Regions from separate parts of the Mus musculus genome. Here all the other regions are linked to region 3. A link is a loop called in an ENCODE intact Hi-C map of the cell type or tissue named here. Cell type or tissue: gastrocnemius. All regions are shown on one strand. Region 1 holds the start of Tomm5 (translocase of outer mitochondrial membrane 5). Region 2 overlaps Fbxo10 (F-box protein 10). Region 3 overlaps 1700055D18Rik (RIKEN cDNA 1700055D18 gene).

What was found. A loop is a pair of places that touch in the nucleus more often than their neighbours do. Peaks named below come from ENCODE experiments on the same cell type or tissue, not always from the same donor. Only the 100,000 strongest peaks of a DNase experiment are listed, where the experiment ranks them.
Region 1: it touches region 3 in a loop (3-fold over the local background); 15 of 42 quality-filtered maps call a loop at or near these places.
Region 2: a loop joins it to region 3, with 2.9 times the contacts of the local background. A loop is called at or near these places in 10 of 42 quality-filtered maps.

The regions. Positions count from the first base shown.
Region 1 is chr4:45,105,471-45,110,470 of GRCm38, reverse strand. Tomm5 (translocase of outer mitochondrial membrane 5) reads left to right here and starts at 2,358. Exons shown (of 2, transcript NM_001099675.1): 1 at 2,358-2,558; 2 at 4,827-5,000. The coding sequence starts at 2,438. The coding sequence ends at 4,861. In gastrocnemius, a CTCF peak has its summit at 2,257 (motif pointing left); DNase peaks (open chromatin) are centred at 1,767 and 2,317; H3K4me3 peaks cover 2,267 bases; H3K27ac peaks cover 1,831 bases.
Region 2 is chr4:45,079,396-45,084,395 of GRCm38, reverse strand. All of the region lies in intron 1 of Fbxo10 (F-box protein 10), which reads left to right. Among named protein-coding and RNA genes, the nearest start is that of Fbxo10, 2.7 kb to the left of the region's middle. In gastrocnemius, no CTCF peak of the experiment used is centred here; DNase peaks (open chromatin) are centred at 215, 702 and 3,059; H3K4me3 peaks cover 1,057 bases; H3K27ac peaks cover 582 bases.
Region 3 is chr4:45,013,499-45,018,498 of GRCm38, reverse strand. It overlaps 1700055D18Rik (RIKEN cDNA 1700055D18 gene), which reads right to left. Exons shown (of 1, transcript NR_166789.1): 1 at 4,148-5,000. Among named protein-coding and RNA genes, the nearest start is that of Polr1e, 2.6 kb to the left of the region's middle. In gastrocnemius, a CTCF peak has its summit at 2,669 (motif pointing left); a DNase peak (open chromatin) is centred at 2,677; H3K4me3 peaks cover 754 bases; H3K27ac peaks cover 980 bases.

The DNA.
Region 1 (5,000 bases), 92 kb before region 3:
TCATGCACTCCAAACTATTATGCCCTCAATGACACAAATAGAATTCAAATGCATAGATGATCAGAGTGAGAAGAGACTTTAGAGCACGAAAGAGAGACTTGTCCCTGATTTTGTGAGCAGGGAGAAGCATTGCCAAGAGTGATCTTCTCGGCACTCATGAAGGCTGGACCTCTTCCTTAGGAGTCAGCCCCTCCCCTACCACTGCTGCCTCTGCTTGTCCACTGTCTGAATTATAGATGCAAATACTTACTAAAGCTTGAAGAAACACTCGAGAGTTTTTTACTCTAACCCCAGGGTCTTACACTCTGTCAATCAGGAAGGTGCTAACATTGTCAGTCATTCTCACAGTCAAGTTTTTTTGTTTGTTTGTTTGTTTTTTGGTGTTTTTGAGACAGGGTTTCTCTGTGTAGTCCTGGCTGTCCTGGAACTCACTCTGTAGAACAGGCTAGCCTCGAACTCAGAAATTCGCCTGCCTCTGCCTCCCAAGTGCTGGGATTAAAGGCATGCACCACCATGGCCGGCCTCAAGTATTATTCTTTTGTTTGTTTGTTTGTTTGTTTGTTTGTTTTTCGAGACAGGGTTTCTCTGTGTAGCCCTGGCTGTCCTGGCACTCAATTTGTAGACCAGGCTGGCCTCGAACTCAGAAATCTGCCTGCCTCTGCCTCCCGAGTGCTGGGATTAAAGGCGTGTGCCACCACGCCCGGCTTCAAGTATTATTCTTTTTTTTTTAAGATTTATTTATTTATTATATGTAAGTACATTGTAGCTGTCTTCAGACACTCCAGAAGAGGGAGTCAGATCTCCTTATGGATGGTTGTGAGCCACCATGTGGTTGCTGGGATTTGAACTCCCGATCTTCAGAAGAGCAGTCGGGTGCTCTTACCCACTGAGCCATCTCACCAGCCCTCAAGTATTATTCTTATTTAACCCCAAATTCATTGTTGTTATACAGTGTGCCTGCAAAAAGAGACGTTCTGATATTGGATTATGTGAAAAATTCAGTTGTCCCATTCATGTCTGAAAACTCTAACTTGATTTTCTCTCATCTGTCCAGTGTTGATCAGTTTTGATCTGGGCTCATACTTGCTGTAGTCCAAGATCTTCATTAGAATATTTAAAGATCAGTTACCTCCAAAAAATGAGTGTACAGAAAAAAAATGTGGGAAATGTTAGAATTTCAGTGTCTGGGACACTAGCAGTCTGAGCTCACTAGCTGAGGGTGATAACCTTGACCTCTGTTTTTTGTTTGTGTTTGTTTATCTTGGGATTGTTTGTTTGTTTCAGATTGTCCTTGTAATTACTTTGTAACCCAGGCTGCCCCTAACCTTGCAGTAATTCTTTTGCCTCTGTCTTCTGAGGGCTGAAATTACAGGTGTGAGACACTGTTTCCACCTTGACCTTGAACTCATTCGTTTGTTTGTCTGGAGACAGGATTTTTCTGTGTCACCCTGGCTGTCCTGGAACTCACTCTGTAGACCTGGCTGGCCTTGAACTCAAAGATCTGCCTGCCTGTGTCTCCCAAGTGCTTGAGCCAGCACTGCCCTGACCTTCAACTCTTGACCCCTTTTTTCCAGCAGCCCAGTGCTGGGAACACAGGTGTGTGCAGCACTGTGCTGGCTAGTTTTTGTCAACTTGACACCTAGGAAGCGAAAACCTCAATTGAGGAATTGCCTCCACCAGATTGTCCTATTGGTGAATTTGAGGGTCATTGTGTGACTACTAGTTGATGGAGGAAGGCTTAGCCCACTGTGGGCAATGCCACCCGGCAGGTGGTCCTAACCAATAAAAGTAAGTTAGCTGGTTGAGGCCAGCTAGCCAGTAAAGACAACGTCTCCGCTTGGTTTCAGTTCCCTCCTCTAGGTTCCAGCTTGAACTCCAGTGCTGGCCTCCCTGGATAACGTTAACAGGTTAGGTGAAACACTTTCCTTCCTAAGTTATTTTGGTGGTGTTTATCACAACAGCAACACTATCCAGGGCTTCATGCATCCTAAGAAAACGATTTGGCAAACGAACTTCATTCCCAACTAAGTTGTTTTAAATTTCAAACCTAGGAAGGACAGACTAAAATGTGCATTTCACGAAGTACTGTCTTAGATTCTTCATAAATGTTATTATTATTTATAATGATATTTTTGCACACACCTCCCTACTTTACAGCATAAAACAACTTTACAGGTGGCACTCTCCCGGCTAGGGACCAAAACACAGTCCAGATCCACCCAAGGCTCAGAGACTTAAGGCGGCGGCCGCCCCCTTCAGGTCTCTTTGCTTCAGACACAAGAAGACAGGATGAAATTTTCCCCTCACAGGTTCCCGTCACAGGACAGAAACAAGGGGTGGGACAGGAAGTGGAGCCTGGCTAAGTTCCGGGTGCAGGGCGGCCACTGGAGGAGAGCAAGCTGCTGCTCTCGCAAGCTTTGGAGGCAGAGCCGCCGCAATGTTCCGGATCGAGGGTCTCGCGCCCAAGTTGGACCCGGAGGAGATGAAGCGGAAGATGCGTGAGGATGTGGTCTCCTCCATTCGGAACTTCCTCATCTACGTGGCCCTGCTGCGAGTCAGTGAGTGTCCTTCTGGGCTGTGACCGTGAGGCCACGCGTCCACACCCAACCCTGCACGCGGTCGTGGGGCCTTGAGCTGAGCATCCTGGGGAGAGTGGGGTGCTTGCACGTCCAGGACTGCCCAACTGCGCACACTCTGGGGGTCTGCGGGTCCTGGGGATGTGCCCAGTGCACGTGGTGGCGGAGGACGCGTGGTTAAGTCACCTTTGCTCGCCCAACGTTTGTGCTTAAGAAGCTCCCACGTGTTATCCTCGGAGCAATACCCTCGTTTTGCAAACCTAGAAACGGTCCCCGGAAGGTGGCTGACCCAAGGTCATTTGGCCGTTCAGAGAACGAATACAATTCCGGCTGAGCTCTTAATAAGGTAGCAGGCGCTTTCTCTCTCTGCTTGCCTTTGAAGTACAAGAGATTAGCTTTCTTTATGTTTGTTTGTACAGAGGGTGAAGTAAATAATTGGTTTTTCTTGGAGAATCTCTGAAGCGTTTGATCTCAACATTAACAAAAGTTGCTTGATCTGTGCCACCTCACCCCAAGTGAGAGCTTGAGTTCATAGGACACATACTCAAGGTTAAAGCCATACTGTCAATTTAAAAGTCAGGGGCTGGCTAGGTGGCTCACTGAGTTGCCTGAGCCGGATCCACACGTGGTGGCAGGAGAGAACCAGTTTCCAGAAGTTGTACTCTGACCTCCACACCTGTACCACTTCTTCCTATTGTCCAGTGCTTGCTTGCCTGTGGGAGTCTTCTGGGCAGGGAGAGGCAGGAGCGATTCAAATAATTGAAGAACATACCAACATTTTTAGAAGACTGGAGTTAAGGCCTCCCTCATTTGGGTGCCTCTTTTGCTGTACTCTCTGTATTGCTGGCTCCTCCAGGACAGGACATCTTGGGGGAAATGGAAGCACCCAAAACATCCTGCTTACCCTTTAAACTTTAGCTTTCCCATCCTTCTCTTATAGGCAAGAGCTCTCAAGGAAATGTTAGCTTAGTGCACTGATTTATTCTATTTAATGATTTTTATTTAGAACCGGGCATGGTAGCACACACTTTTAATCCCAGCACTCAGAAGGCAGAGGTAGGTGGATCTCAATGATTTTTTTTTTTTTTTTTTTTTTTAAAGACCAGCCTGGTCTGCAAATGGAGTTCCAGGACAGACAGGGCGGTTACACAGAGAAATCTGTCTTGAAACAAGAGACTTTTGTTATGTGTTTTTCTGCTTGTCTATATGTGAACCACGTGCCTGCAGTCCAGAAGGGGGCGTTGGAATCCCTGGAACTGGAGTCAAGCTGGCCATTAATTGTAAGCTGCCAGGGATGGCTGGATGGCTGGGCTGCTGGGATCTGAACTCAGGTCCTCCTGATTGACCGCAGACACTCTGAACTGCTGAGTCATCTCTATCTCAGCAACGCCACTTGGGTATTCCAGACAGCTCTGTGCACATCATTTATCACATCAGCACAGTAACTGGTGTGATCTGAAGGGCATAGGTGACAGAGTCATAGAGAAACCAGAGTAGGTGTCTGTTCCTCTGCTTGCCTTACACACACACACACACACACACACACACACACACACACACCTCCTAGCCCCTGTTCTCCCAGCATTGGTAATGAAGCCTAATGCCCATTTGATTCCTCTTGCATTTCGTCTTGTTTGGGTTAAAAAGGAATCTGCTCCACCTCCCACCCCCCTCAAGTATACCTTGGGGGTAAAGTCCTTGCCTGGCCCGTGCAAGACCTGGATTTAACTTCCTGTAGTGCAAAATAGGTCAAAGATGCCCACAGTGAAGGGCTGTTGGGGTTACGTACAGCCCTGGAGGAAAGATGCCGGAGTGTGAGGTTGCTTGCTCTTTGTGTGCGATGGTTATTGAGTGACATGGGGGTGGGCAGCTTTGCAAAGCAGCGGATCCCTTCTTGTGGTCAGACACAATTGTTGGATAACAATTTGGAAGTTTCTAGAATCATATTTCATAAAGTCAGTGACATCCACCATCGCCACCACCACCACCATTATAACTGTGCAGTATGGCCTGAGGACTTGTAGAATAAAACCTAATTCAGGGGCTGGAGAGATGGCTCAGTGGTTAAGAGCACCAACTGCTCTTCCAAAGGTCCTGAGTTCAAATCCCAGCAACCACATGGTGGCTCACAACCATCCGTAATGAGATCTGATGCCCTCTTCTGGGGTGTCTGAAGACAGCTACAGTGTACTTATGTATAATAATAAATAAATCTTTAAAAAAAAACCTAATCCCGGGTTTTTCTTTCAGCTCCATATATCTTAAAGAAGCTGGATAGCATCTGAGGACGGGCAGTCAGGTGGATGCATGGCATGAAGACCTGGTGACGGCTTCTCCTCCTGTCTGCAGCTGAATTGGCCCAGAAAGGTGTAAGGCTGATTAAACGGACATATAAACTACTTGTTGAGAACAAGTAGGACTTTG
Region 2 (5,000 bases), 66 kb before region 3:
GTGCGGGGACCGGGCCTGGGGGCACTGCGGGAGGTGGGGGGCCTCGGCTGCCGGAGCTCCGGGAGAGCTGTGCCCCCGTCCGCCCCCACCCCGGACCCACCCGCGGTCGCCTCCAGCCCCAGGGCTTTGCAAGTGTCTGAGAGAATGAATGCGATTTTGCGGTTTGCTAGCCTTCACCTGGGATGCAGGAGAGAGCGTGCAGTCGCGCACCCAGTGGGTCTGGTTTTAACAAGTCGCGGAGACTCGGTTTCCGCAAATCTTTGAAGGAAGAGGGGACGACCCCCTGCCCGGCCTCCCTCCTGCACTGATGGCAGAGCCGTTTGGAGAGCCAGAACTCCGGAGTTGGTGTTAGTTCCATCCACCACCCACTAGCCAGGCAACCTTGAGCCACGTCGGTGGTGCTTCTGTTAAAAGTAGAGATGATGTAAATGAGCTAAATACCTAATAAAAAATGGAAAAAAAAAATAAATAAATAAAAGTAGAGATGAATTCTTCGGCCCGAGGTTGCTGTGAGGATTAAGCAGGAAACGTTGAGGACTCCTTAGAGAGCACTCTCCGTGTGAGCATTGTTAAAATAGCAATCTAGGAGTCCATGATAGACGTCTTTCTCGCAGTAAGCACACCGTCCTCTGTGAATGTGATTCTGAAAAATGTGTCGTTTTGGCTGAGGAGCCCTCTCCCCTTTCCCAGGCCCCCTTTGCCTTCTGTTTCATATTGGCATGTGAACCTGTTGTTCCTACCGAATGAGTCAGGCAGGATGGGAACGCTAATTTACTTGAGCAGATGGGTATCAGATTCCCTCTGAGGGGAAAGAAAACTGTCAGGCATGTGCTATCACAAAAAAAAAAAAAAAAAAAAAAAAAATACAGTAGGGTGATTGACTGTCTACTGGAAGATGCCTAGGAGCCCATGGAATCCAGCCGTCTCCTGCACACAGAGAAGCTAGACCAAGAACGAGGCCAGGACTTTGATTTTGCTCAGCCATCAACACTGTTGGCCTTGGGTAGTAGAAAGAATGCTTGAGCTTGCCTATGTTCTAACTCAACTGTTCGTTTATTCTGGCAACAAGATCCAGACAATGGTGTCTGCCCCCATGGAGCTGTTTGCATAGCTAGCTATGTTAGTTATATAAAAGTCTGTATGTGCACACACAGGTGTGTGTGTGTGTGTGTGCGCGCGCGCGTGTGCTCACGTGAGTCCATGTCTGTGTGTGTCTGTGCCCCTCTGCTGGTTTGCGGTATGTTTTATGATAACAATAAGCTTTCAGCTCCCAGAGAGCTGGCCTCATAGCATCTGGCCCCAGGAGACCAGCACACAGGAGAGGCTTGAATTGTTTCATGATCCCTGTCAGGTCTCCAGTCCTGGTGGAAGCTTGCTGAGATTTGGAGACGGGAGAAAATGGCACACTTTGTCAGAGCTTTTAGGAAAGGATTTCCTCTGGCTTGGAATGCCTGGATTTCTTTGTCTCTCTGGTCTCTGGCCTCTTATTGTTTTTAGATATCTAAAGAGAGCAGCCCTCAACACGGTGCCTTCATTTTGGTTTCCATGGTTATCAGGGGAATTACGTTTACATGATGGCACCGGTAGCTATTGAGCTGTGTGGCCAACCACCAGTCACTCGTCTGTCGTTCTGGCTTGTTTCGTTTTTTTTTTTTTTTCTTTTTCCAGTTGCAGTGCAGACATATTCTCCCTTTTCTTATTTCCTCCTTTCCTCCTGCTCTTCAACAAGTGACAGTGTGAAGAGGGATGGGATGGGAATGAGAGCCAATGAAATAAAGATAGACATGGGAGAATGTAGAATCCTTTTTTGGCCCATCCCATTGGTGGTGGTGATAATGGTGGCAGCAGTGGTGGTGGTGATGATGGTGGTGATGATGCAGATGCGGAGCTGTGGTATAAGACTAAGGGTATCGTCAGGTGCGAGGGTCAGGTCCGTGGACCTCTGGAAAGATGCAGATGGTGAATCAGCCTGAGCTCGCAGAGGCAGACAGACAGTGTCCTGGGCAACAAGAATGCCTCACCTGCTTTTCAAAGGAGATGAGAGAGAAACGTATTCCTTTAATGGGCCGCAGTCACAGAGGGATTACCACATAGCACAGTAGCATTCGTGCCCTGAGTTTCCATTAATGGATGAGCCGCCTCTCTTTTTTTGGGGGGGGGGGTGGGGGTGGGAGGGAGGTTTTGAGACAGGGTTTCTCTGTGTAGCCCTGGCTGTCCTGGAACTCACTCTGTAGACCAGGCTGGCCTCCAACTCAGAAATCCGCCTGCCTCTGCCTCCCAAGTGTTGGGATTAAAGGCGTGCGCCACTACTGTCCGGCTCGCTGTTCCTTCTCCAAGTCGCCTGTCCTGGGCTTTGTGTGAACGAGCTACGGATTCTCCTGTCAGCTTGGGGATTTGTTTCCCTACTCACCTAACGTAATGGGGTTGTTAACATAAAGGGGCACTAGAGTAACACCTGTGTATGAGCCATTTGTTTCGGGTGAGATGTTTAACCAGTGTGTCTAATCTCTCAAGTTGGCCACCTGACTGACACAGTCACATATTGGTTTATTTTTTTCTAGTATTCTGCCAAGTAATCCAAGGCCTTCATTAGTAAGGATTCTAAACTCTCTGGAGGCTTCTGTTGCCCAGAGGGGTCCTTCTTGTCACTCTCAGAGGAGAGAGAGCTGTGAGTGCTGCACCCAACTGTTATCTCTGACCGCCGTGTGATGTCACTGGAAGAGCTGCCCCGCACAGTCCAAGGATGTGTAGTAATTGCTGCTCAGTGTCCTTTAGGGACCAGATCCCTGTCAGTTAGTCGGATCCCTGCCAGTCAGATCCCTGCCAGTCAGTCGGATCCCTGCCAGTCAGTCAGATCCCTGCCAGTCAGTCAGATCCCTGCCAGTCAGTCAGATCCCTGCCAGTCAGTCTGATGCCTGCCAGTCAGTCGGATCCCTGCCAGTCAGTCAGATCCCTGCCAGTCAGTTGGATCCCTGCCAGTCAGATCCCTGCCAGTGCCAGTCAGTCAGATCCCTGCCAGTCAGTTGGATCCCTGCCAGTCAGATCCCTGCCAGTTAGTCAGATCCCTGCCAGTCAGATCCCTGCCAGTCAGTCAGATCCCTGCCAGTCAGATCCCTGCCGGTCAGTCAGAACCCTGCCAGTCAGTCGGATCCCTGCCAGTCAGTCGGATCCCTGCCAGTCAGTCAGATCCCTGCCAGTCAGTCGGATCCCTGCCAGTCAGTCAGATCCCTGCCAGTCAGTCAGATCCCTGCCAGTCAGTCAGATCCCTGCCAGTCAGTCAGATCCCTGCCAGTCAGATTCCCTCTGGACTCTCAGGTTAGAGCTTTCTTTAGTTCCCAAAGCACCACTTCCTGGGCCTTGAATTGAGCTTGCTCCTAGGCTGACTTCTTCTATCCTTCAGGGGTCACCGCTCGTCACTGAGATTTCCTCCCGCCCCTTTCAAGTCTTTTATCTGAATTTAAGGCCTCCATCGCCCTTCCTTTTCCTATGCTTAACCCGAGTGAGTCCCTTTGGTAAACTAGTTCTGCTTTGTCATGGGGTTTTACCTAAGCAGAGATCCTCAGGAATGGCAGTTTTCAACACGCCACCCAGGTCGTTAGGTACCTCTTTCAGCCTTGTTCTCCCAAGTGCAAAAAGGATCTTCGGGTGATTCTTGACAAAGCATCCATGTGTTCCCAGGCGACTGTTTCCACCTGCAGTCTTAGGTGAGGCAATTGCAAACATCCTCAGCTCACCCCCTGCTTTAGTGGAGGTGGGGCATGCTTGCAATCTCATCACTCTATAGGGTAGGGCAGGAGGATCAAGAGCTTAGGTCCACCCAGGCTTCGTGAGACTTTACTGAAAGAAAAATGAAAAAGAATATGCTCTACTGAAAGCAAAGCGTGTTTGGTATATGCAGTGTTAGGAGTTTGGGAACCAAGGTTTTAAATTGAAGACAAAGGATTGCATCCAGGCAAGGTGACACTATCATCCCAGCTCTTGAAAGACTGAGGCAGGAGGATTTCTTGAGCCTAGGAGTTTGAGTAAGTATGGCAAGATCTCAATCCAGAAACAAACAAAAGCCCGGTTAGGAGGGTTTTTGTTTGTTTTGTTTTGTTTTGTTTTTAATGATGGTTTTTATGTTCTTTCAATTTTTCTAAGAATCAGTATGTTTATTTCACTATCTTTGTTTTGAACATTTTTTTACTCTGAAAGATAATATATACAGATGTGGCACAGATGTATAGTTTGGCAAATAGTAGTGAGGTAAGTCACAGTGTAAACACTGCAGCCTTAAGAAATGGAGTGTGGTCAGAGCTTCCTTCCAAGCCTGAGCTCCTCCCCCAGAGGCTGCCATCTTGACCTGTGGATGGCCGTCTCTTTGTCACATGCCTTGTGTGTGTGCATCTATCTCTACACAGTGCCGTTTAGTTTAACTCCATGCGTGTGAGATCACCCTGTCTGTATCCTGGGTTTTGCTGCTTTTGCTCAGTGTGTCACTGGTGTGATTAGGTCACAGTAAGTTCAGTCAGCAGTGGGTGGGCACTGGGTTACCAAGGACGTTTGCAAACATAGTCTCTCTTTCTTTTTTAAAAGATTTATTTATTTTTATGTATTTATCTGAGTACACTGTAGCTGTCTTCAGACACCCCAGAAGAGGGCATCAGATCCCATTACAGTTGGTTGTGAGCCACCATGTGGTTGCTGGGATTTGAACTCAGGACCTCTGGAAGAGCAGTCAGTGCTCTTAACCACTGAGCCATCTCTCCAGCCCTAGTCTCTCTCTTTTAAATTGCATTTACTCATTTGTTTGTGTAGCGGTAGGAGACTTGCATAAGGTGGGTTCCCAGGATGGACCTCAGATCATCAGGCTTGCCTCCTGACCCTGTCTCTGGCCTTCCTCAGGCATAGTCTGTCATGTATACCAACAAGCCTCCTAGGTTACAGTCATCCAGACGGAATTGCTTTGTCTTTGATGGTGGCTGATTTTGGTTTTCCTTGTTGGTTTGCTTTTTGAGACA
Region 3 (5,000 bases):
TTTCGTCTCGGACCTCCAGGAGAGCAGCTTCACTTTTGTGTTGTATTGCTCACCGCAGGCTCTAAGCTGTGGGACCAGTCACACCAAAATCTCCAGAACTGTGAACCAAAATAAAAGAAACCGTTCCTCTTTATGAGCTGTCTTCATTTTGTGTTGTTATTGTCGTTTAAGGCCGGCTATCACCATGTGTGTAATCCTGGTTGGTCTGGAACTCATTCTGTGAAACATAATGGCCTCAAATTCACGGAGATTAGACCACCAGCTTTGTCTCACATATTTTGTTAAGGTAATAGAAAAAAACTGACTAATGTAGGGTTTCTCCCTGAGTAATTTCAATGCAGCCACCCAAATAAGAGAGCTAACAGTGATTCAACCATGTAATCTTGTAGTATTCAATTTCCCCAACGGCCTTGATACTGCCTTTTCAGCTAAAAGAGCCTGTCAGAAACCGTGTTGCAGCCTTACACTTGTAATCCCAGCATTTAAGAGCAGGGCTGCCATGAATTTGAGGCAAGTTCAAGTGAGAACTGTCACACATACACACAAATTATACTTTGCTTCTAGCTGTCACAACTCTTTGGTTGGAAGGTTACACTTTCTTTGACTCTACCCAGTGATTTTCTATTGATTCTTTCCAGAAAGGAAAAAAGAATATAAAAGGACTTAGTTAACTAATTAGTCATCCCCCCTTCTGTCAGAATCTTTTCCATACTCAGTTTATTTGAGGTTAGTAATGAATGGTAGAGCCTATTAGAAACATTTCACTTTTTAAATTATTAATTTATTTGGGTCCCAAGAGGGAATGTATGGTAAAGCAAAACTGCTCATCTGGTGGTCAAGGATGAAAGGAGGAAGAAGGGACTGAGGTCTCTGTTCCTTTTGGGCTCAGGTTGTCTTCAAACTCCACTTGTTCTGTGCCTGAGGGTGACTCCCCATCCTCTTGCCAAGTGCTGAGATTACATACACACACCATCACACCCAGCCAGAAAGAAAGTTTATTTCATTTCTTTCACTTCTGCACCTCCAACTCCTGAAAGGTCCTGTAAAAAAAAAAAGTGGGGGGGGGGGGGACCTCAGCAAATGTTGAGTGAGAGGTCTGGAAAAAGCTCAGTGGATAAAGGCACTTGCTACCAAGTTTGATGGTCTTCCTAGGACCCACCTGGTGGAAGAAGAGAGCTTACTCGGTAGCATACATCTGCATGCACACACAAAATAAATCAATGTAAAATAAAATTTAAAAATGAGCGAATGAAGGAAAGGGTAGGTAATAGAGTAGACCAGGTCATCAATCCTTGGAGCCTAACTAAGTCAGGGAGCGCACCTCAGAAATACTAATGTTCTTGCAACAAGTTAGCATAGGGTTTATACATAATAGATACTATGTATATGTTCACTGGCTACATAAAAATGGACACTTGTATGGAAGTTAAGAGGTGCCAAAGAGGGCTGGAGAGATGGCTCAACCGGTAAGAGCACTGACTGCTCCTCTGAAGGTCCTGAGTTCAAATCCCAGCAACCACATAAGCTCTGATGCCCTCTTCTGGTGTGTCTAAAGACAGCTACAGTGTACTTCCTTATAGTAATAAATAACTCTTTGGGCTGGAGCAAACGGGGCCAGCAAGAGGAGCAAGCAGAGGTCCTGAGTTCAATTCCCAGAAACCAAGTGATGGCGTCTCGACCCCTCTCTAGCACAGGGACACTATGGCTTTGCTATTCAAAGCACCATGGTCCTTGAAATGGTGAAATGGCAACATCACTACCTGGGGTTACTCTGTGCCTGAGGGTGACTATGATCTCCCCACCCCACCCCCCCACCCCCGCCAAAAGTGCTGGGACTACATAAATGCACCATCACACCCAGCCAGAACGTTTCTTTCTTTTCTTTCACTTCTGAATCCATCAGATCATCTGGAAATCAGCATGTGAGGTGGGTATAGTTGAAAGTTGGGAAGCTCTGTTACACCAGAGTGGTTCCCTTTTGGGGCACCTCTTTGCCAGGATGGCATAGTCACTGGAAGTCCTCTGCACTGGCTGCTTTCTTACTGGTAAGAGAGTGAGGAGGATTCCCAGAATTACCACAGGCAAGGATGCAAAAGATAGAGATTCTGTCTGGGAAAAAGAAGGGTTACCCATGGGCCAGCTGGGTCAGAATTGTAGTGCATCCCAACGTTGCTCAATTAGCTGACAGTCGTCAAAAATACACGGACAACATACATATATGTATACATTAAATAATAACTGAATTGGGACAGAAAGAATGTTAGGAACCTTTTTCAAGTAGCAATCTAAAGTCAAAAATTTACAGTGGCCTTCTTTGGGATTAAAAGCATGAATTATTAAAAGTATGTAAAATTAGCCAGGCGTGGTGGCACACGCCTTTGATCCCAGCAGAGGCAAAGGCAGGCGGATTTCTGAGTTCGAGGCCAGCCTGGTCTACAAAGTGAGTTCCAGGACAGCCAGGGCTATACAGAGAAACCCTGTCTCAAAAAACCAAACAAACAAAAGTAAGTAAATTTTACCATAAGAATCTTTGCTTCTTAAATTTAGTTTGGAAATTCAGAAACATCTTGCATTCTCTTTGAGTGTGTTTTTAAGAAAAGGAAAATTTGAATTTTAAGTTGGGGGTGGGGCTGAAACTTTTCCTGTTTTCTAGGGCAATATCTCCATCTGCTGGTGTTTCAGGATATTGCCGATGGAGGAGGAAATGCAAGGGAGAGCCTGGTTTGCAGGGATTACCCAGAGCTCAGAAACCAACCATTGTTCATCTTATTTCTCCGCTTCCTTTCTTGCACCAACATCTCTCTCCCATTCTCCTCTTCTGTGTCACCTTGATCTTCTGTCTTCTCCTCTCTTCTTCCTTTCTCTTCTTTCTCAGTCGATGCAGGCTGCCTGAGCAAGTCTTTGTAAGGCTAACTTCAGAGTGGATGGATTTTTGTTTGTTTCCTTTGCACGGAGCTAAATCTGCTACAGCTTCAATCCCTAACTGAAGCTCTGATCTTTGGGGCCATGGAGAGATTAACCATGTTCCTGTGCCAGAGGCTTGCAAAAATCCCTTCTCTTCCTCTTCTTCCGCTTTTTCTTTCTCCTATGCTTTCCATTCACCAGCTTCAACAACTCCTCCCAGCACTCTGTTGTTTCTCACACACCAACACTTAAAAACAGTTCTTTTTCATCCTCTGGGATGCCATACACCACTATACCTAGATCTGATGTCCCACATGCATCAGTACCAATCTGCCAGCAAGCTGCACAGAGCAGAGAGTCCATCCTCAACTCCCCGCCCTACAGACCACTATGTGCTCTTATTTAGTTATTTACTGACAGGGTCTTGGTATATGTCCCTGGCTGGCCTCAATGCACTCCATAGATCAGGCTGGCCTCTAATGGGTCAGTGGAATGTTGGCTTCCTAGTATTTGCCTGATTGTGTTCATTTCCACATATTTATACTTCTTGATAACTTTGGAATAGCAGTAAACAAAACAATAACTTTTCTTTGATAGGTTCTTATTTTAAGGCTACCCTTACACTCAGCAAGTAGCCCAGGTTAACTCAGAACTAGAACTCCCCTTCATTCTTCTGCTGATAGTCAGGATATAGGTGTGTACCCACACTCACAACAGAGAACAACAAAGGTGACTTTGCTAAATTGATGCTTTTAACTTTGTTAATGTTAAGTCACAACATTCTTGCAATATTCTTTAATAAAAAGATGAATTGGGGCCAATGAGGTGGTTCCGTGGGAAAAGGCACTTGCTGTGAAAGATTAGCAACTGAGCTCAACCCCTATAAACATCAAAGCGGAGACAGAAACAACTGCAGCAAGCTTTTCTCTATGTGCTGAGGCACCTGCATGCATGCACATGTGCACATACACACACGTACAACAATAACAGTAATAAATGAAACATGGCAAAAAAATTTAAAATAAAAACAAAGAGCTAGGCGGTGGTGGCACACGCCTTTGATCCCAGCACTCGGGAGGCAGAAGCATGCAGATTTCTGAGTTTGAGGCCAGCCTGGTCTACAAAGTGAGTTCCAGGACAGCCAGGGCTATACAGAGAAACCCTGTCTCAAAAAACAAAAACAAAAACAACAAAAAAAAGAATCAGTGCTTTATATTAAATCTTGTTAAACATATAAGTGTTCTCATTTTCATGACATTTATTAAATCATTAAAACAATTACCAAAATAACACATATTGGATGTATACTAGTATAAAACACAGAAACTATGGATAATAAAATTGTAGTAACCCATAATCTCACATCCCTTTAAGAGAGCCATTGCTAACATTCTGTTTCATCTCTTGGGTTTATCTCTGTGCATATGCACTTTTTCTTCTTTAACAGGGTCTTACTATATAATCCTGCTTGGTCTGTAACACATTGTGTAGACCAGGCTGGTCTCAAACTCAAACTCATAGTGGTCCATCTGCTTCTGCCTCCCAGTACTGGGATAAAATGTGTGAGCTACCACACCAGGTTCTATTTTTGTGTAATTATTATTCTACTGTATTCGGCTCTGTATGCTCTCTTAAAAAACATTTTGTAGTGGGAGTGGATGGTAGAAAAGGGAGAGAATGTCAGGAGCTAAAGGGTTAATCTGGAAAGGAAACTGGGATGAGGGAAAGGGGAGGGTATTGAGGGCATCCTCTTCCCCATTTTAACTGGTCAATAAAGGCTGAGGCCTGTAATTGGGCAGGGGAGGGGAGAGGTGGGAGGTCTTGGAGAGTAGGGACAGGTAGAGAGGAGAAGGGAAGGGGAGAGGACTGAAGAAGAGGAGGAGCAGAACCACGTGGCCAGGAGAAACTGCAAATAGCAAAGGGTCTCGCAGCTGGGGAATAAGTTAGCACAGTGCTAGAGCTGTCCAGTCTAGGTACATAGCTTATATTTATAACTGGATTGTGTGGTTTTTATATGGGTTTATTGGGGTTGGGAACTGGTGCAAACTAAGGATGGATGAAGCCCTAGGAAACCCTATTAGCTTGTGAACCAACTA